Linked DNA regions of Homo sapiens: region 2 is linked to region 1. A link is a loop called in an ENCODE intact Hi-C map of the cell type or tissue named here. Cell type or tissue: dorsolateral prefrontal cortex. All regions are shown on one strand. Each heading gives the region's core, and the rest is flanking DNA. Links, peaks and the distances in the headings are about the cores only.

What was found. Peaks named below come from ENCODE experiments on the same cell type or tissue, not always from the same donor. Only the 100,000 strongest peaks of a DNase experiment are listed, where the experiment ranks them.
Region 2: a loop joins it to region 1, with 2.0 times the contacts of the local background. A loop is called at or near these places in 3 of 110 quality-filtered maps.

What each region holds. Positions count from the first base shown.
Region 1 is chrX:50,587,987-50,598,581 of GRCh38, reverse strand. SHROOM4 (shroom family member 4) reads left to right here. Exons shown (of 9, transcript NM_020717.5): 8 at 47-316; 9 at 1,618-10,595. The coding sequence ends at 1,887. Among named protein-coding and RNA genes, the nearest start is that of DGKK, 120 kb to the right of the region's middle. In dorsolateral prefrontal cortex, for the core only: no CTCF peak of the experiment used is centred there; no DNase peak of the experiment used is centred there; H3K27me3 peaks cover 5,501 bases.
Region 2 is chrX:50,640,791-50,651,401 of GRCh38, reverse strand. All of the region lies in intron 2 of SHROOM4 (shroom family member 4), which reads left to right. It also overlaps the pseudogene RNU6-935P. Among named protein-coding and RNA genes, the nearest start is that of SHROOM4, 170 kb to the left of the region's middle. In dorsolateral prefrontal cortex, for the core only: no CTCF peak of the experiment used is centred there; a DNase peak (open chromatin) is centred at 4,971; H3K4me3 peaks cover 1,383 bases; H3K27ac peaks cover 1,359 bases; H3K27me3 peaks cover 7,748 bases.

The sequences.
Region 1 (10,595 bases), core at 1-8,000:
TGATCCCCATTCTCATCCTTTGTCTTCTCCTGTTTAATTCCCCTAGATACAGCTTATCGAAAGCATCAGCAGAAAACTTTCTGTCTTGCGGGAGGCCCAGCGAGGGCTGCTAGAGGACATCAATGCCAATTCTGCCCTTGGGGAGGAGGTGGAGGCCAACTTAAAAGCCGTCTGCAAATCCAATGAATTTGAAAAGTACCACTTGTTTGTTGGGGACCTGGACAAAGTGGTCAACCTGTTGCTGTCACTCTCTGGACGACTGGCCCGGGTGGAGAATGCTCTGAACAGCATCGATTCAGAGGCCAACCAGGAGAAGGTAGAGTTGGGGTCTGTGGGGTGTGGGTAGAGGGAAATACCATTTGTTTCTTCTCAGGGCTCCCTCTTTCAAGTTGGGCTACTATAGGAAACAGTAGAGCATGGGATTAAAAGCATGTGAGCACTGAGGATGGGCACGGTGGCTCATGTCTGTAATCCCAGTACTTTGGGAGGCCAAAGCGGGCAGATTGCTTCAGTCCAGGAGTTTGAGACCAACCTGGGCAACTTAGTGAATCCCCATCTCTACTAAAAATACAAAAATTAGTCTGGCAGGGTGGCGCATGCCTATAATCCCAGCTACTCCGGAGGCTGAGGTGGAAGGTTTGCTTGAGCTTGGGAGGCGGAGACTGCCGTGAGCAAAGATTGTGCCACTGCACTCCAGCCTGGGTGACAGAGCAAGACCCTGTCTCAAAAAAAATAATAATAATAAAATAAAAAAATAAGAGTGTGAACACTGGCTTTTAAGTGCCCTGAAATTCTTGCCCTACCATTTATTAGCTGTGTGACTGTGGACAACTTACATAACGTCACTCTGCCTCAATCTCTTCACCTGTAAAATGAGGTGAGCATACTACCTGCCTTATGGGATTATTGTGAGAATTAAATTAGTTTATGTTAATTACATAAAACAGGGCCTGGGACAGGGTAAACACTGAATCAATGCTAGCTCCCAGTAGTAGTAGTAGCAGCAGCAGTTTTGCCTCACTCTAGAGTTGGAGGGGGAGGTCTCATCAAGTATTTGAGATTGGAAAGCTGTCAGTTTCACAGGTTGGGTCACTATGCATATACTCCTGAACCAAAATTGCATCACCTTTCCCTATACAGGTGGCTTTGGATATACCTTTGAATCCACAACAAGAGGCACATATCTACATACATATACATACATACACAGACACATACACTCACACATATCCACTCACACAGACACACACATCATACAGAAAGCACCTCCACAGTGACAGTTGTTCACCAGGTGAAAGGGACACAGGCTGGCTTTGTCAGAGCCTTCCTCCACCCCAAGCCCAGTGGTGGTCCCTACATTGAAGACAGCGTTAAAGAGATGGAAAGAGGTAATTTCACATCCCCTATCCAGAATTGTTGTCATGTTTACCCTCCTGCTACAGGAAACAAAGGCTTTTGCATGGAGGTAGACTTCAGGGCAGAAAATCTAGGACTGACTAATTAGCAGAATGTATAGCTGCTTTGTGGCAGCATCTCTGGTGGAGTACTGCTAGGCAGCACTGTTGGACAGATGCCTGGTAATTGAGAGAGCCCTTACTTGGTCCTCTGCTTCCCCAGTTGGTACTGATAGAGAAGAAGCAGCAGCTGACGGGGCAGTTGGCAGATGCCAAGGAGCTGAAGGAGCACGTGGACCGCCGGGAGAAGTTGGTGTTTGGCATGGTCTCCCGCTACCTGCCTCAGGACCAGCTCCAAGATTACCAGCACTTTGTCAAGATGAAATCTGCTCTCATCATTGAACAGCGAGAGCTGGAGGAGAAGATCAAGCTCGGGGAAGAGCAACTCAAATGTCTCAGGGAGAGTCTACTCCTGGGGCCCAGCAATTTCTAATTCTACCAGCACTCTGCCACAGCATCCCTGCCCAGCCATGTGGGAAGTGCTTTCAATCTTCTTTGTTAGCAGTTTCTCAGCAAGTAGATAGCAATTAGCAGTTTGTTCCAGCCCTCTACCCTGGATGTCTCTCACTACCCCTTCCCTAGCAGTGGTCCTAACCAGCTAGGAGACCCTGGGGAAGCCACAAGCTTCTACCCAAGGGAGCTGCAGCAAGGTGTGATCTTAGAACCACACTCTCCTTCCCACAGTTGCCAAGGGCAAGTACTTGCTGCACAGAGAACCAAGGAAGTGCCTTCATTCTGCTTTGTACTAGGACACCAAAGACATCAAGTACTCATCACCCACCCATATCATCAACAGCCTCTAAAGGCTCAGAGGGAATCTGCCTTGCAGCTCTACTCTGCCCCAGGGCTTGTGGCCAGCCATTTCTCACAGAGAGCTGGCTGCCTTGAGGGCATTCACCTGGCACCAGTTTCAGGGCCTCACCCAAGCTTTGCAGGGGAAAGCACAGAGGGAGGAATTACACTGAAAAAAATGCAAGCAAAGGTTGAGTACCCCCAGGTGCCCCTTAGGAAGGAACCAGGTTTAAATAGGCTCTACCCTTACCTTTCCCAGCAGCAAGTTCAGGGGAAGAGGCCTACTCTTAGCCCTGGCTAGTGTGACCCTCTTCCTGTCCTAAGACTTTGGTCCTACCACCTCTTGTTTCATCTTTCCTTTACATTGCTGGGGGTTACCGCAGGTGCCTACCCCAGGGCTTCACCATATGGGCCATTAATAGCTCTACTAAAACTGACTTCTAGATGTAGGTTTCATTATTGGGGGAGGGGGTTCTTATTGTTATATTTTAAATGGCCTTTTGATTTTATTTATTTTTATGTTTTGATTATTTTTTTCTTTTTTAACTAATAAGGCGAGAAGAGGGAAGTTGGAGAGGGAAAAGTTAGCCCAGAAGGAAAGCATTTTCTGCAGATCAGCCTGAATCCACCGTGGCTAGGTAAGCAAGTGCCAAGGCGTTGAATTGTTCCCACCATAGCTACCGATGTCTAGGAAGGAGTTTTCCCCTTGAACTCAGAGCCTCCCTACTGTGGCCTGGCCTTGTGCTTCCCTTAAAGTCTAAGTGACTTGAGTTTAGCATTCCCCAGCAGGGTTTAAGTTTTTCTTACTGATTTCTTTTTGAAACCAAAGAAATCTCCTGAAATGGAGAAAGGTTCAGTCATTTCTCTACCATCTCCAAGCTATGGGATCAGTAGAGGTGAGCTCAGAAGGAACTCCTCTAACCATTGCTTTCTCAGCCTGTGGCCTGGCTCAAGGGAACCAAAACTCAAGGTAGCTGGGAGCTCCAGCCAGAGCCAGCTCCCCAGAGCAATTGAAGACCCAGCCAGGATCTTAGGCATACAAACAACTAAAACTGCTGCTGTTGCCAAGGCCCTGACACCAGTAGCTAGTTTCTATGCTGGAAAAGCAGCCCTCAGGTGGACGATGGCAAGAAGGGGGTTATGGCCAAATGCTGCCCTGTTATCCAGCTTAGCTCCCTGTTCCTCACTAACTGGGGCCAATCCTTGGTATCACACAACCCAGCCAAGGCCTGGCATCTCTTCTAGTTACTGCTGAGTTCCTCAGGGTCCTTGAAGGTCAACTGTAGCAGCAGGGATGTCTCATTCAACCAAAGAATTTGCCAAGGAACTTTTGCTGCTGTTACAAATACTTGTCACTAGCTTCCATTTCCTCTTCATTGTATTTGAAAACAATGGGAGAATCTTGGCCAGCAGGGTGTCCTGGGGTAGGGGGTGGGGTAAGCCTTTCTGTGGAGCTCTGGGTTTGCTCTTAGTACTGCTGCCAGAAACACTGTTAGAATGGCAACCCTGCCATTCTCCCCTCCAGTGGAAGATTCTACTTTATTCAGGAAGGCTGGTGGCTTGCAGGGGCTAGGCTTACACAAGCCAGCCAAGATTGAGAAGGTAGGGGAGTGCTTTCAATGGAGGCCATAGTTGTCATCTTTTCTTCTGAGCAGGCTCTAGGACAAACAATGAGCAAATTGAGATGTCCTGTATTGGGAGGATGAGGCTGATATGTTTCATCATTCTCAGAATTTGTGGGCTAGAGCACCTTTTTGGGAATATGGGCCTAGGGAAAAGAACGGTCACTTACCTGGACACTATGGCCATAGTCTTGAGTTTTTCTAGTCAGCATGTGATTGGTTGTACCTTAAGTTTATGACACCAAAAATACTATTAACTCTGTTATTTTTGTTCTTAATCCCATCTCAAATTAGTTTCTAGAGTTAGAATCAGAACACAAGGATGCTCATTTTCACATGGAGGGAAAGTTGCCAAAGCATTTAAAAAATAACCCCAAAAGTATATCTAGCAGTGAAGCTTGGTAGATAAAGGTGAACTGCTAAACAGACACTGGCGTGCCACACTCCTGCCAGGGCAGTCTCATTGTGTGTGACGGTGCTGCAACACTGCCAGTATTACTTGAGATGCAGTCTCTCTCCCCTGTTCTCAGTTCCTGGGCTCAGCCCTCCTCCAAGGCCTGCCAGTGAGTAGCAGTTTGGAAGGCAGGCCAAGGGAGATCCCCAAAGACAGTTATCAGTCTTAACTTCTGCTGTCTCCCGTCAAATACTTATACAGGCCCCCATGGGTAATAGGCAAGCATGATGGCTGATAGAGAAGTCAGTGCATGAGTTACTATCACATGTCCCCCCAACCCCTCCTGCCACCTCCCAGGGCTCTGGATAATTGAATCTTCCTGAGTCCCACAGCTGGAGACTCAACCAGGATATAGCTGTAAATGCCCAAGTAGAATCTGACAGAATAAGACAGAGACACTGAAAATAAAGCCCTAGAAAGGAAGAAATTGGAAGCAAAGAAAAGGAGAGGTGAAAAGATAAAAAGCCTCCTTCAAGGTTAGGTTCAGGTTCTGTTTTCCATTTAACCTCATGTGCCATAAAGCTGCCCAGGCACACCAGAGCCACATCCTGAACCCGACCCTCCCTGACAGTGCTGCTCTGCCAGTAGCAAGCCCCAGATGGAGGAAGCTGGGCCCATTTCTGGCCACTTCCACCCATTTGGAGCTTTGCCAGAGGAGTCGTCTATGCCAATAATATTTCTGCAACAGCATATTATATTATTTGAAGATTAGTAGATCTTTTTGGGGGGGTGGGGCAGGGGACAGTTTCTATAGATGAAGAACCAGTGTTGGTTGTACAGCTGTTGGGGGTCATCTATCCCATGTGAAGCTATTCTTTTTCCAAATCTTGTTGTTTCTGCATTTGTGTCCTCCACCACTCCCTTCTTGGCTGACATAGATATGCCTGCCAGATTGTCATCAAGGGTCATATTTCAATAAAAGGTGCTAAGGACAAAAAAAAATCTCATGTGTTTTAACTCAGGTGATGGAAGTCTAAAGATTCTGCTGAAAAGTACTGGAAAGGAATTTGGTCACCTATCCATAGTCCTTCACAGATAAACATATGACCAGACCCTTACCCACATCCCTAAACCCTTACCCTGGCCTCTGAGGGATGGTATTGATGCTATACCATTCATCATCCCCAGTTAAATAGCAGGATCTGCCATAGCCTTTTTAGGGGAACAGCTTTTAGACATCTATTTCAAGACCATCCTGAGTAGGGGGTACAGAGTTTAAGCCATTGGTTATTTCTGTTGTTATCACAGTATTGAAGCATGGTATTTTTCTACTCAGAAGGATCTCAGGATCACAGCCCTGCCCTTTAGCTCACTGATATATTTCTTCCTCTCTGGTTACTCAGTGGCAACATCACATCCAGTCTAACCCCATGTTTAGAATGCAGAAAAAGTCAACAATAGGTGTAATCTCAGGTATAGACCTAAGCAGTATACAGAGTCTAGTTCTGGAGTCTAGCCTGATCGAAGGTAAGCCATTCTTTCTAGACTTCTTCCAATCTTGAATTCTGTCTAGTATTTTCATCTTACTTCTAGCTGATAGTCCAATCTCACACCTTCATGCTCAGCTCCCTGGAAAGCAAGGGCCTTGGTGATCTGCTCTCCAAGGCAACCTCAAAGATTAGACTCAAATGTATTCCAGGAAGCAACTCTGACATTGAAAAGCTTTCTTTTTTCGTGATCCATATTCTGTTCACATTCCAACTATCCTCCTTCTACTCAAGATATCCATTGTGGTAGAGTAGAAAGAGTCCAGCTTTGGCATTAGAATGAACTGTGTTCAAATCCTGGTTCTGCCACTTATTCAATGAACCTGGGCTACTAGCTCAACTTCTGAGGTCATTTTCTTATCTGTAAAATGGGAACAGTATTATCTTGCTTGCAGTTATTGTAACTTGAAAATAATAAATAAAAGCCACTAACAATCCAAGAAGTTATTAGGCAGAATCCCAGGCCCACCCCAAACCCAGTGATAGCAGTCTGAATTTTAACTAGATTTCCAGGAGATTCATGAACATATTACAGCATGGGAAGTACTGACTTGTTGAAAACATATTCAGTACATGGTAACCATTATTATAGTCCTGATCTACTCAATTCATTTTTTCCTTATCCCAGGCATATTCTTGCTCTTCTCGTGTTGCTCACAACTACCTGCCTGGATGAATTTAGGAAAGTTGCAGGATACAAGGTTAAAACACAAGATCAAATGAACAATCCGAAAATGTTATTAAGAAAACAGTTCCGGCCGGGCATGGTGGCTCACGCCTGAAATCCCAGCACTTTGGGAGGCCGAGGCAGGTGGATCACGAGGTCAGGAGATCAAGACCATCCTGGCTAACACGGTGAAACCCTATCTCTACTAAAAATACAAAAAATTAGCCAGGTGTGGTGGCACGCACCAGTAGTCCCAGCTACTCGGGAGGCTGAGGCAGGAGAATTGCTTGAACCTGGAAGGCAGAGATTGCAGTGAGCTGAGACCACACCACTGCACTCCATCCTGGGCAACAGAGTGAGACTTTGTCTCAAAAAGAAAGAAAGAAAGAAAGAAAGAAAGAAAGAAAGAAAAGAAAGAAAGAAAGAAAGAAAGAAAACAGTTCCATTTACAATAGCATCAAAAAGAAAAAAGTACTTAGGAATAATTTAACAAAAGAAGTGCGAAACTTTTACACTGAAAACTATAAAACATTGTTGAAAGAGATTAGAGAAGATCAAAATAAATGGAAAGACACTCCATGTTCATGGATTGGAAGACTTAGTATTGTTAAGATGAAATGTGCCCCAAATTGATCTACAGATTCAATCCAGTGCTTATCAGAATTCCAGTGGCTTCCTTGTGTAAGTTTACAAGCTGATTCTAAAATTCATATGGAATTACAAGGGACCTGGAACAGTCAAAACAATCTTTAAAAAGAACAGTTGGAGGGCTCATACATCCCAACTTCAAAACTTACTGCAAAACTACAGTAATCAAGACAGTGTGGTACAGACACAAGGGTAGGTGTATAAATAAATGGAATTAAATTGAGAGTCCAGAAATAAATCCTCATGTATATGGTTAGTTAATTTCAACAAGGGTCCCAAGAGAAATTGAGGAGAGAATAGTTTTTTAACAAATGATGCTGAGACAACTGGGTATCTACATGGGAAAAAATGAAGTTTTCCTTAAATCACATGCAAGAATCAACTCAAAATGGATTATAGAATGTAAGAGTCAAAATTATAAAATTCTTAGAAGAAAACATTGTAATAAGTCTTCCTAATGTTAAGACGATTTGCACAAGTGATACAAGAAATAGAAATAAATTGGAGTAAATCAAAATTAAAAACTTTTGTGCTAAAAATATACCATATAAAAAAGTGAAAAGACAAGCAACATAATATTAGGAGAAAATATTTGCATATCAGATACTTCAAAATATGAAAAGGACTCTTACAACTCAATGATAAAAATAACCAATTAAAAATGGGTTAACAGATTGTAATAGACATTTCTTCAAAGAAAATATGTGTTTTAGTATGCTTGGGTTGCTATAACATACTACCATAGACTGATTGTCTTAAATAACATTTATTTCTCACAGTCCTGGAGACTGGGAAATCTGAGAGCAAGATGCCAGCAGATTCAATGCCTTGTGAGGGCCCACTTTATGGTTTGCAGATGGCTACCTTGTGGCTGTGTCCTCAGCAAAGACAGAAAGGGATCTGGTCTCGGCCAGGCGCGGTGGCTCACGCCTGTAATCCCAGCACTTTGGGAGGCCGTGGCGGGCGGATCAGGAGGTCAGGAGATCGCAACCATCCTGGCTAACACGGTGAAACCCCATCTCTACTAAAAAAAATACAAAAAAATTAGCAGGGCATGGTGGCAGGTGCCTGTAGTCCCAGCTAGTCGGGAGGCTGAGGCAGGAGAATGGCGTGAACCCAGGAGGCGGAGCTTGCAGTGAGCAGAGATTGAGCCACTGCACTCCAGCCTGGGTGACTGAGCGAGATTCTGTCTCAAAAAAAAGAAAGGGATCTGGTCTCTTCCCCTTCTTATAAGGGCATTATAATTTCATTATGAATGCCTACTCTTGTGACTTCATCTAAACCAATTTACCTCTCAAAGGCCCCACCTCCATATGCCATCACATTGGGGATTAGGGCTTCAGCATGTGAGTTTGGAGAGGACACAAACATTCAGCTTATAGCAATATGCAACTGGCTAGCAAGCACAGGGAAAGATGCTCAAGCACTACTATTCATTAGGGAAATGCAAATCAAGACCACAATGAGATACCACTTCATACCCACTAGAATAGCTATATCAAAAAGCCAAACAATAACAAGTGTTGGTGAGGAAATGAAGAAATTGGAACACTCATACATTGCTGATGGGGATGTAAATTGATGCAACCTCATTGAAAAACAGCTTGGCAGTTTCTCCAAATGTTAAACATAGAATTTCCACATGACTTAGCAATTCCATCCCTAGGTATATACCCAAGAGAATTGGAAACAGGTGTTCAAACAAAAGCGTGAACATGAATGTTTAAAGTGGCATTACTCATAATAGCCAAAAAGTGGAAATGACCCAAATGTCCATCCACTGAGGAATGGATAAACAAACTTTGATATATGCATACAGTAGGGTATTATTTAGCCATAAAAATGGATAAAATACTGATACATGTAACATTGATGAACCTTGAAAATATGCTAAGTGAAAGGAGCCAATCACAAAAGACCACATATTGTATGATTTAATTTATATGAAATGTCCCAAACAGGCAAATCTATAAAGGTAGAAAGCAGATTAGTGGTTGTCAAGGCTGGGGGCTCAGGGGCAATAGGCATGGGGTTTCTTTTGGGGATGATGAAAATATTATAAAATTAGATTGTCATCCTGGTTGTCCAACTCTGAATGTACTGGAAACCATTGAAGTATACATTTTAAATGGGTGTGCTAAATGGTATATGAATTATTTCTCAATAAGTGTGTTTTTTTAAAAAAGCTATTGATTATTTCCATCAGTCTCATTCCTCTTGACAAAAATCTGAGTTGATGGTGAGCATGTACTTCATTCCTGACTCCAAAGGGTACAATATTTACAATATTTGAATTTGGGAGTGACTTTACTATTACAACCTTCCCCTTGAAGACCTGGAAGACCCAGCAACATAAGGACAAACAGTAGTCTCAGCCTTGTACTAAGACTTCAGCAAAAATAAGAGAGATGGGAGGGACTACTATTGGGAAGGAGGGGCAATATTTCTAGGCAAATATTGTGGTAGAATGGATAAGAGCTTCGGCTCATTGGGCAAATAAACCAAGTTTTAAATCCTGATTCTACCAATTTACTGTGTCACCTTAATAAGTTACTTGACTCCTCTCAACCTTAATACCTTCATCTACAGAAGGGGGCTAATAAAAGCCCCACCTCAAAGTGTTACTATGTTGATTAAATGAGATAATTCACATGAAGCACTTAAAATAATGTCTGCCATGTAGTAAGTATTTGATAAATGTTAGCTGCTAGATTTATTTTTATTGAGGTGAGATTGAAGTAGAACAATATAAGGAAAAGTAAAGCATCTTCAGCTTTGGAGTCAGACAGCTCTGTTAATGTGACCTTGGAAGTCACTTTATTTATTGAGCCTTAGCAAATAATGAGGATAGTAATCCTTCTCTTACAGAGGCAGTTCCAAGCCTGGACACTGGAACCCACACCACGTAGGTTTTCATACTGGCTCCACCACTTACACATTGTGTAACCTTGAGCATGTTTAACTTCCCTGTACCTGGATGTCCTCTTCTGTCAAATGGTGGAAACAAAAATACATCCTTGTGTTGTGAGGAATTATTGAGTTAATCCATGCAAAGTACTTAGGACAATAAGTACCCAATGAATGTTAACTTTTATTATAAAGCTAAAGTAGGAATCAAATGAGGTCTCTGGTAGAGCTGTTCATATGGTAGGTTCTCCGTAGATGATGGTTCCTTTCCTTACCTACCCTGCTGTGTGCACCAGGTCAAGATTTTTTGGACCTGCAGATAAAATGTTTCAGCCTTAGGAGTTCCCCACTGTAAGTAAAATTTTCTGGCAAGCTCAATACTACCATCTGATGAGAACAATGTAGTCTGTTAGCTGCCTGCAAGATGACTAGTCTATACTCCCAAGAAAACACCCCCTTCAGAACAATAGAGAAGGAACTGTTTTGCATGTGGACCACTTAAGGTCCAATTTGAGGCTGGTTTGGGGAAAACATCCACTCCTCCTCAAACCTATCTTTAGACTT
Region 2 (10,611 bases), core at 1,275-9,274, 52 kb before region 1:
CCTTATGTGATTTATTTCACCTCCCTAAGCCTGAGTTTCTTCTTTTCTGAGGTGGACTTAGTAAGGTTATGAGAATGAAATGGAATGGTGTATATGAAAGTTCTTTATGAACTGTAAATGTTGCATAAAAATATTAGCAGTTAGATGGCTTTACAAATGGTACTTGCTGCCACACCTCCACCACCACCACTAAATTTTCTTGTACTTTTGTTCCCTCTCTAGCCAACTTTGTCCCACCAAGTCTATCAGGCAGCTGGAAAAGAACTAAACCCAGGAAGGCCCTGAGTAGTGTTTTTTTGTTGGTTTGTTTGTTTGTTTCAACACACTGGGCATGGCCTTGATACTGACCTTGACTTGACTTCTCTTTTCCTTTGCCTGGCCTCCTCTCAAACTTGCTCCTGGTTCTTCCAGCCCTGGTCTACTCTCACAGCAAAGAATAGCTCCCAGTGCTAATATTAAGGGTAAAAAACTGTCAGATGGAATTTTTAAAAAATAGTAAGACAAAAGAATCCACTGCCAAGCAGCAAAATTATGTGGAAAAAAAGCATTTTGCTAGGTTGGTGGGCTCTAGGCTGATTTCCCTGAGGGAAAAATCTAGATCTTTGAAATAGTTAAGTGAAATCACCAGTATAATTGCAGATTCCTAATTTAAGAATATGTCAGACAGTTATATCAGACAGTTGCCTGGGTAAATGATATGTCCATGTAGAATGGTGACATTTTTCTTTAGAAACCTCTTTTTATGGCTGGTTGCGGTGGCTCACGCCTATAATCCCAGCACTTTGGGAGATCGAGGTGGGCGGATCACGAGGTCAGGAGATGGAGACCATCCTAGCCAACATGGTGAAACCCCATCTCTACTAAAATACAAAAAAAAAAAAAAATTAGCCAGGCGTGGTGGCACGTGCCTGCAGTCCCGGCTACTCGGGAGGCTGAGGCAGGGCCATCTCTTGAACCTGGGAGGCGGAGGTTGCAGTGAGCCAAGATCACACCACTGCACTCCAGTCTGGCAACAGAGCAAGACTCCATCTCAAAAAAAGAAACCTCTTTTTATTTAAAAGGTAATACATGTGTGGTGTATAAAATCTAGAAATGATTTAAAAGTATGAAAAATAAAAATAACCCTTAATTCCACCACACAAAGATAAATACCCACTGATACAATATTAGTACATTTACATCCAGCCTTTCAATATTTGCATATCTGTATAAGAATATGTATATATGCATATATAGTTCTTGAATTGAACTTGTAATATGTTCAGGTTTATATACAATTTTTAAATTTACCATTACATTGTGAGCCTTTTTCAGGATCATTAAGTAGTCTTCAAAAACATGGTTTGTAATGACAAACTATTATTCCTCCATGTAAATGCACAATATGTTCTAACTCTTCCTAAATGTTGGACAGCTAGGATATTCCAAATTTTACCATTATGAATAACCCTGCAGTGGAAGACACTTCAAGTACATAAATAAATGTGTACATCTTTAATGGCTTTCTTAGGATAAAATCCTAGGAGTGGAAAAACTGGATCAAAGGATATGAAATTTCTTAAATATAATTCACATACCATAAAATTCACTATTTCAAGTGTGTAATTCAGTGGGTTTTAGTACATTCACAAGGTTGTGAAACCATTACCACTAATTGCAGTAAAAATACAGAGCATTTCACAAATTTGTGCATTATCCTTGTGCAGGAACCATGCTAATCTCTGTATCATTGCAATTTTAGTTATGTCAGCCAAAGCAAGCACAGTAGAAACATTTTAAGTCTTCTGATAACATATGCCAAAATTCCCTTAAGCAAGTGTGTACCCATTTCCATTCCCACCCACCAATGTATATCTATTTCCCCACAACTTTGTCAGCACTTACCTTTAGAAAGTATTGCCAATATGACTGAAAATGGCATTTCATTGTTTTGTCTCTATTACCAGCTCTTCTTCCTCTTCTCACTGAACTATAGCTCTGCAGAGATCTATCATCCCCCGTCTCCTTTGCATACATTCACCGTGGGCAGTCACATCCACGGCAACAGCCTCGGCTGCCTCCTCTGGATAGTGACCACATGTCCATACCGTGCCCCAACCTCTTTCTAGCACTGCAGTCCACACATCAAGCTGCTCGCTGGGCACACCTACCTACAGAATTTGCTAGCATAACAAACTAATATCTGAAATCAAACTCATGTTTCCTAAAGCTGGTTCTTGCCTATGACTTTGCTATTTAGATTACTGATATCAGCCTTCTAGGTGCTTCACAGTCATCTGTTCTCTCTGCTTATGTAATTAGCAGTCCAACGCTGTTGATTCTCTGTCACATTCTTCCTTTCTGCTCCATCCCCACTGCCATTGCTCTGATTTTACCTTTTATTGTGTCTATTCCATTAGCTTACTCACTTCTCTATGCTTCCAGTATCTATCCACATAATTTATCCTACACATGGCTACCATAATAACTTTCCTATAATACCGCTCGTACCATATTGCTCTCCTACTCTGGAACTTCCAAGGGCTCTCTCTTGCTTATTGGATTATGTGAAGTAAAGGCTTTAACTTGACTCTTAAGGCCCACCATGCTCTTGAATCATTCTAATTTCACTTCCTCTGTGCCTTATAAAAACTGTGTTTTCTTCCTTCATGGTATTCCTGTGCTTCTCACTTCTGTTCATGCAAATCTGGCATGGCCTCTCTCCCAGTCATCTTCAGTGGTGATTGTATTGACTCTTCCAAAATCAGCTCAGAGGCTCTGTGATGCCATTCTTGATTCAGGCAGCAGTGCTCTCTCCTTCTTTTGACTCTCATTTTGTTAGCATTTCCTTTCTGATACTTCTGACATTCCATCCTTTTTAATGGTTTTCTAGGTATTTTTCATCCACCCTCTACCACACTTAATTCCTTGAGCACAGGGATTACTTCTTCTTCATTTTGGCATGTTGCCTAGTACCTCTCCAAACACCTTAAATGTAGATAGAGGAGCTCTGTAAATGCTTGGACAAAACAATAGTGAAGACTGCCAATTTTCTTTTTAGAGCCCCTAATGACTCAGTTTCAGGAATGAATACTGTGCTAAGAAGGTACAGATGCCAGGTGACTCAAGTATCATAGCTCATTCTTTTTTCCTCATTCTCCATATTCAGTCCATCAACAAATACTGTCAGCCCTACCTCTTCAAAATACCTCTAATCAAATCTCTTGTTCTTGTCCCAACTGCTACTTTCCTAGAACAAACCACCATTATCTCTTACCTATAATAGCCCCTTTAAATGGTTCTCTGGCTTCTACTGTTGACCCCCACACACACAAATCCATCAGCCAAGTCAAACCTTTATAAAACTTACATCATGTTAGTCCCCTGCTTAACAACCTCTAACAGCTTCCCATTTCACTGAGAATAAAATTCAAACTGTTTCAGCCTTTGGAAACTCCATGATCTGGCCTATGCACCTCCCCAGTATCATCTCCCACTGCAGTCCACCTTGCTCACTGTGCTCCAGCTCTGCTGGGTCTTGGCTCCTCCTGATTGTCAAGTTGTATCAAAGCAGAGTGACTGGGTGTTCTTGTTTCTATTGGGGTCCTAACTGTTGTTGGTTATTGTCCTAGGGCTCCATGTCTTTAGTAGTAGAGATGACCTGGGGAGTGGCCAGAAGTAGTTCTGAGGATTTTGAGACTTGACTCTGGGGAAAACCTTTATGGATTCCATCAGACCTCTGAAAAGTGGTAGGTCGAACAGTGAGTTTGAACTGAAAGGGATAATGGGCTTTAAGGAGGAAGAAAAGAAAACTGGTATTATTCCTACAGCCTCTTTCCCAAGGGACGCTATAAATGTTACTGATAGAAACCAGAGCTGGAGGACAAACATCCTCCACCTTCTTTATCGCTTTGGGTGTTGGTTTAGGAAACTGGGCATCATGGCAAAACCTTTAAGGCTATCTGTTGAGTCAGATGGTGCACTGTGAACTTGATGCCATTTTCCCTATGTGCTCCTCTGAAGTCTCCCTTAGCCCTCTGGTGTTGCACCCTTAACTTCTGTACATAGAAGGGAGAGGGAAAAAAACTCTTTCATTATTCAGATTCTGGACTTGCTCCCCTTGCTCCTAGAAGCTTCGAAATATTCACTATCCACCTCTTTGCCTTTAGGATCATTGATAAGATCAGCCAGCTTTTTCCCTCTTCTGTCAGTTAAACAAGTCTATGACTGGTATGTTTTATCACACTATATATAGAAAAACTAGAAATTTCTCTCTAGCCCATTCTGAAAGAGAATCCCGAGTACTGCATTTCTAAAGTACTAAGCATTTTCCTACCCGCTGCTATGTGCAGAGCTTTCCCGAGTCATCTGTATGGTTACTTCCTGCCAACCTTCTTTGGAAAAAGAGGTGTCCCCCTGTGTCTTAAAGATTTCAATGTGAAAATGGAGAAATGGAAGCAGAGGGTCAAATGTAATGCCCTAGCCAGATGAAGTTATCACTCCCTATGCAGAAAGACAAAGAGCACCCCTGACACACACCACAGCATTTGTGGGGAGTCTTTATTTCCACTCGAACATTCCCTTCTTTTCTTATTCCCTACCCTGGGTTTCTTTGTAGCCAGGGATGGATTCTGAGGTGGAGGGTGGAGAGGGGGACCCAGCAGATTTACATGGAAGAACTTGAACTGGCTATTCAGAGGAGGTGGGGAGAGGAGGGGAGGCAGGGAGGCAGAGCTGGGTACCAAAAGCCCCTTCTCCAGAGAGTATTCATCTCTCAGATGACCCAGATTATAGCTTTCCCAGACTGATGAGAAAGCCATTGTCCTGAAAGTTCTCTTTCAAATTACACACACACACACACACACACACACACACACACACACACACACACACACTCTTCCCCCCTTGGTTGGGTCTATAATAAGGAAGGGTTTCCTGATTACCAGGCTGCAAGGACCCCAGCCAACAGTGGGTGGGGGTGGGCCTTCAGAGCTCTGTGTCCCTCCATGGTGACCAGGCAGCTTTTCCCCTCTTCTGTCAAATAAACAAGCCATGCATTGTTCTGTCCTCCGGCTTGTCTGTGGGCTTCCCTTCCTGCTGAGCCTGCCAGAATGAGCTTGGGCTTCTTCGTGTGGGGCAGGTGGAATGTGCTGTTTGGAGGGAGGCTGGAAGAGCCACAGAAAATAAACAGAGCTAATCAAGGACGTTATTTTGTGCTTCTATTTATATAAATACTTTAAAAAGAGGAAAGTACCCACACTCTGTTATGGTCCAGGCCTCAGGTTGAGCACAACCACAAGCAACAGGGGTTACATTTTCCTTTTTCCCCTAAGTTAGAGCAGAGTCATGGTTCTCTTTCTGCTCATCTTCTCCCAAGTATCTCTTCAGGGGTCTGCTGGGAGCCAGGCTCAAAGACAGATGGTGCTATCGGAAGATACTGGGGTGACAGCTGACTAGCGCAGCTGGAGACTGACTCCTTTCAGAATTGGTCCACCTCCACCCCTCACCTCTCACAAGAGCCTTTATAAGGCCTCTCCTGGGAGCCAGCTTCTGGCTTTTCTGCTGCATGTGCCCACCCTCCTGTGCCCCCATGCCAAGTTCACGTCTCCTGAGTACTTGGAAAAGAAGCAGTCATCTTTACCGTCCCCTGAGCACAGGAGGTCATACTTGATCATGTTATCTGGAACTCAGCTCCGCTAAATGGGAGCATATGCCCTTTTCCCTCCACCACCTCTCCCAACCTCTTCCCCAAATCCCAAACTGGCTAAACCGCTCAAGTTTCTCTCTCATCTTCCCTCAACGAAGGATTTCTTGAGTATACACTATTTGTGCCCACCTGCCTACTCCTCATCTGATGACATCCCAACTCTCATCTTCGCACCCTTTCTCCCTACCTCAGCCAGCTCCATGAACATGCTTGCACCTCTAGTCACAATTTCTTCAGCCTCACCTGGCCACTGGCAGGGTCACACTGATAACAAACCAGTTGCTCTTTATTTTGTTAGGAAGTGGGGATTGGCAAACTTCTTCAGGCAAGCGTTTGCATGGGCTGGGCCACTGAGCAAAAGGAGAAAGACATTTGGCGACCAGAAGAGCAAGGGCGGCCGGACACCCAGGCCTGAGGAATGAAATGAAAAGAGATTTTAACCTGATGCATTTTTTGGACCAGATTATGTCCTGGTATATTGCCACTCAGAATGTGGTTATCACACCAGGAGCATCAGTATCACTCTGGAGCTTATTAAAAGTCAGAACCTGGGCCTCGCTGAATCAAAATCTGCATTTTAACAAGATCCCCAGGTAATTAGTATGCCCACTACAATTTGAGAGTGCTGTTCCAGAGTGTACTGGGTTTGGCATTTGAGCCTTCTCTTAACTAGTCCTTTCTCTTTTATCTTCATTTGGATTGAAGAAATCAGTTTTCTTATTGCTAATGGTACCTCGCTCATTATTATTTTGCATACGGGTAATATTAAAAACAGATAGCATTTATTGAGTGCCTTTTACATGCCAGGCATGTTTTATAGATGAGGAAACCAAGGTTCTGTGACATGCCCAAGGCCAAACAACTAGTGAATGGTAGAGCTGAGACTGTAAGCCAGATCCATATGCTCCTCAAAGCTCCCAAACTTTCCCCTATACAGTTGATAAAAGTCAACCCAGACTCTCCTGTGAGATACAGAGGGAAGAAAGGGGAAGGGGCCTCCAGGCATGATTTCCCCAGAGAGGAAAGGCCCTAGCATACATACTTCATGTCCTAAGGGAGTTTGCATAAGCCCTCTCAGGAGCCAGAAATTACTGGAATTGAGGCCAGAGGCCAAGGGAAACTGGAGTAGGGAATTGGGAGTGTTAATGAAAGGAAAACCCTGACTCTAATTCCCCAAGATAAATTAAATCCTGGTGCCTGAGCCTGGGCTTAGGGGGTGCAACAAATCCACATAGGGCTGCTCTGGATTCTGGCTACTGCGCTAATCACTTAGGGCATCATTTGGAACCTCAGCCTGGGGCCTAGGACTACTACATCATAGCATGCTAGAGTGGGAAGGGTCATTTGTGACGATTGAATTCAATGTTTTATTTTACAGGGAGGAAACAGAAGCCCAGAGAGTGGGAGTAAGTTGCCAGAGGTCAGAGTGAATTCATGGCAAATCCAGGGACACTGACCCCAAACACCACATTTCCAGCATTGCTAATGGGCACCTTTTCTGGAGTTGAAGTCTCTGGTGTAAAATTGGGTTTTCTTTGGATCTGCTCAAGTCCGCACAGGAAGTGCAGACCCCTGTAAATACATCCGAAAATGTTTGTGAGCCTTCGTATCTCACCAGGACCTTCACCTTGGAAAATCTCTCAGTCACTTGCCCCCAGCTATATAAAATCAGCTGGAGTGCTACTCCTCTGGACCTGGAGGCTGCTAGTCCTGGCTTATCTGTACTTTTCTGGGGCCCAGAGGACCTGCAGAGATGGCTGGGTGGGGTCAACTCAGTCCAGGAAGCACAGGAATTCTTTTAAGTGTATGTGTCTGGGGTATTTTTCTCTCTCACTTACGTGTATTTTTAAAAATTCTTTTTAGACACCCGCTTTATCTTTCCCAAACATCATTTCCTTGCTCCTTTCCTGAGTTCTAGCAGTGGCTGGGGGCCCAGCTTCCTTATTGGCCTCTGAGCTGCCGAGGGGGTGGGCCAGGGCTCAGAGGAGGTTGGAGTAGGGAGCAGGGGGGCTGTTTATGCTGCTGGAAGTGCCTTTCATCCTTCCCTTTGCCACCAGGGTGCTGGCTGGTTCCTGGAGCAGCGTCTTCACTCCTATCCAGCTCTTGACACTGGCTTTCGTTCCCTAAGGCTGTGGCCATATCTAGGTCCATCCAGGCTGATGGTCATACCTTGCCTTCAGTGCTACTCCTTCCTGTTCTTAGAACTGGAACCTGACTGTGCCTGAGCCCCTTGGATCACACTCAGCATCTTGGGCTGATGGTCCCTCGCCCCAGAAGGTCTTAACTGGAGGGCAGATGGGTCCCAGCTAAGGGAGGACGCTGGCTGGAGGGTTTGTCAACGAGAGTCTGAGCTAGCCGGATACCCCGCTCTCTCCCAAGCCATCTCTCCACCCTGGGCAACTTCCATGGTAGGTACAGCCAGTAGCCATGGCTGCTGCCACTCTTCCCCCTCTTGCTTTCTTTCTTCAATATCTCTTTCTTTTTGCTTCCTAAGAAAAGCATTTTGGAGTAATGAAGGATGGGATGAGGTGTGTGCTTATTGATAGTGCCTGAGCCAGCCTTAGGAGAAAGGCAAGCACTGGGGTCACTGCCTTCACATCTTGGCCTAGAGCTGCATGGTTGGTCGTAGGCATTTTCTTACTTTTCTGTTTGTTTCTCCTCCTCTCTCTCCCCACTGCCTATGGAGGGAATGGTTTCAGCTCTAGGACTAATGAGACCTCCCTTTGCTGACTGCTTCTTGAGGGAATTGCTATGGGAAACCTCAGGAATACAGGCTTTTTCAGATAGACTCTTCCTTGGAGAGGAGGGGTCGTGTGGTATCCTAGGAAAAAACTGGAGGATCTGAGTTTCATTCCCAATTCTGCTGGTTATTAGCTATGTGCTCTTGGCGAATCACTTAAGCTTTATGCATCTCTGGTTCTCCATTTGTAAAGTGGGGATAATAACTTACCAGCTGGACATGGTGGCTCATGCCTGTAATCCCAGCACTTTGGGAGGCTCAGGCAGGAAGATTGCTTGAGGCCAGGAGTTCAAGACCAGCCTGGCCAACATGGTGAAACCCCATCTCTACAAAAAATACAAAAAAATTAGCCGGGCACGGTAGCATGCACCTGTAGCCTGTAGTCCTAGCTACTCAGGAGGCTGAGACAGAAGGATAGCTTATGCCCAGGAGTCTGAGGTTGCAGTTAGCTATGAGTGTACCATTGCACTCCAACCTGGGCAACAGAGCCAGAGAGGCCCTGTCTTAATAATAATAACAATAATAAAACTGTTTCACATAAGGTTAGAGAGATGATTAAATCAGTTAATGCATGTGAAATGCTTAGTGCCTGGCACATCTTCAGTGTTCAATAAGTGGTCCTGCTGTGTGTTTTCTTTAAGTTTATACAGTATGTCAGGCACTATGCTGGTTGATTTCACACATGGGACTGCATTTAATCCAAAACATAACTCATGAAAAACAGATGGTCATCTTCCCCATTTTGCAGATAAAAAATCTGCAACTCGCAGAAGTGACTTGCCCATGGCCACACAACTACAGTTTGAATGCAAGTGTAGACTGACTTCAAGTCTAGGGCTATTCCGAGCTAATAATAGGCCAAATAGTAGACCATATAGATAGTTTATTCTCCTGTCCCAAACTAGGGTTAGAAGGCTCTAGCTCTGGCTCCAGCTCCCTCTGTTTGGATTTTTCTTCTTCCAGTCTTTAGTTTTCTCTGTGTCCTAAAAGCCCCCACTTCCCTCTTCTGTCTACTTTGGGATTGGTTCCTACTCCTGGAGAAACCCTAGAAAGAGTAAGGGGCCAGCCAGGCGCAGTGGCTCACGCTTGTAATCCCAGCACTTTGGGAGGCCGAAGCGGGTGGATCACCTGAGGTCAGGAGTTCAAGATGAACCTGGCCAACCTGGTGAAACCCCATCTCTACTAAAAATACAAAATTAGCTGGGCATGGTGGCACATGCCTGTAATCCTAGCTACTCAGGAGGCTGAGGCAGGAGAATTGCTTGAACCAGGGAGGCGGAGGTTGCAGTCAGCCAAGATTGTGCCATTGCACTCCAGGCTTGGCGACAAGAATGAGACTTCGTCTCAAAAAAAAAAAAAAAATAGTAAGAGTCTTTGTAAGGTATGTTTCACAGTGTGGCAAGGTAGTGGTACAGTAGAACCTCAACAGTGGATGGTACCCTAGGTGTGGGTACTCTTGAGCCATCAAAAGGTACAAGTCTGAGCTAATAACCATTATTATAGTACCTGCTACTTACTGACCACTTGCTGTGCATCAGGCTGTGTCCCAGATGCTTTGAGAATACTATCTCTAATCCCCACAGTCACCTAGCCAGATAGGAATTATTGTTTCCTTTCTCAGATAAGAAAACTAAATTTCAGATGGGTTAAGCAACTTACAGATACACACATCTAAAGTGGCAGAGGGGATCTGAACCTACATCTGTCTCACTCATTTTTCACCCATTGCCTACTGGCTTGGTATAGTTGGTGAGATGAGACTGACACACATGAAATGATGATGGGCAATATCAAATATCATATTATTATGGACCCAATTGTGAGGGCTAGATTACCCTGAACAAGCTTCCTGGAGGAGATGGTACTTGAGCAGTACCTTGAAGAACAGGTAGGATTTAGGTTAACAAAAGGAGAGGGGGCATTCCAGGCAGAGGGAACAGTCATAGTCATAACTATGATTGGTCGAGGCCTTGCCAGGCCTGATTCAAAGCACTTGCATTGTCTCATTTGATCTTTCAACAATCCCATTTGGTACTATTATCCACATTTTACTGCCATGAAAACTAGGGCTCTGAGAAGTGAAGTCACCTGTCTAAAGCAACAGAGCTAATGAGTGGTAGAGCTGGGATTCAAACAAAGGTGGTCTGACCCCAGAGCCTGTGTTAGATCAACAGGAATATCAACA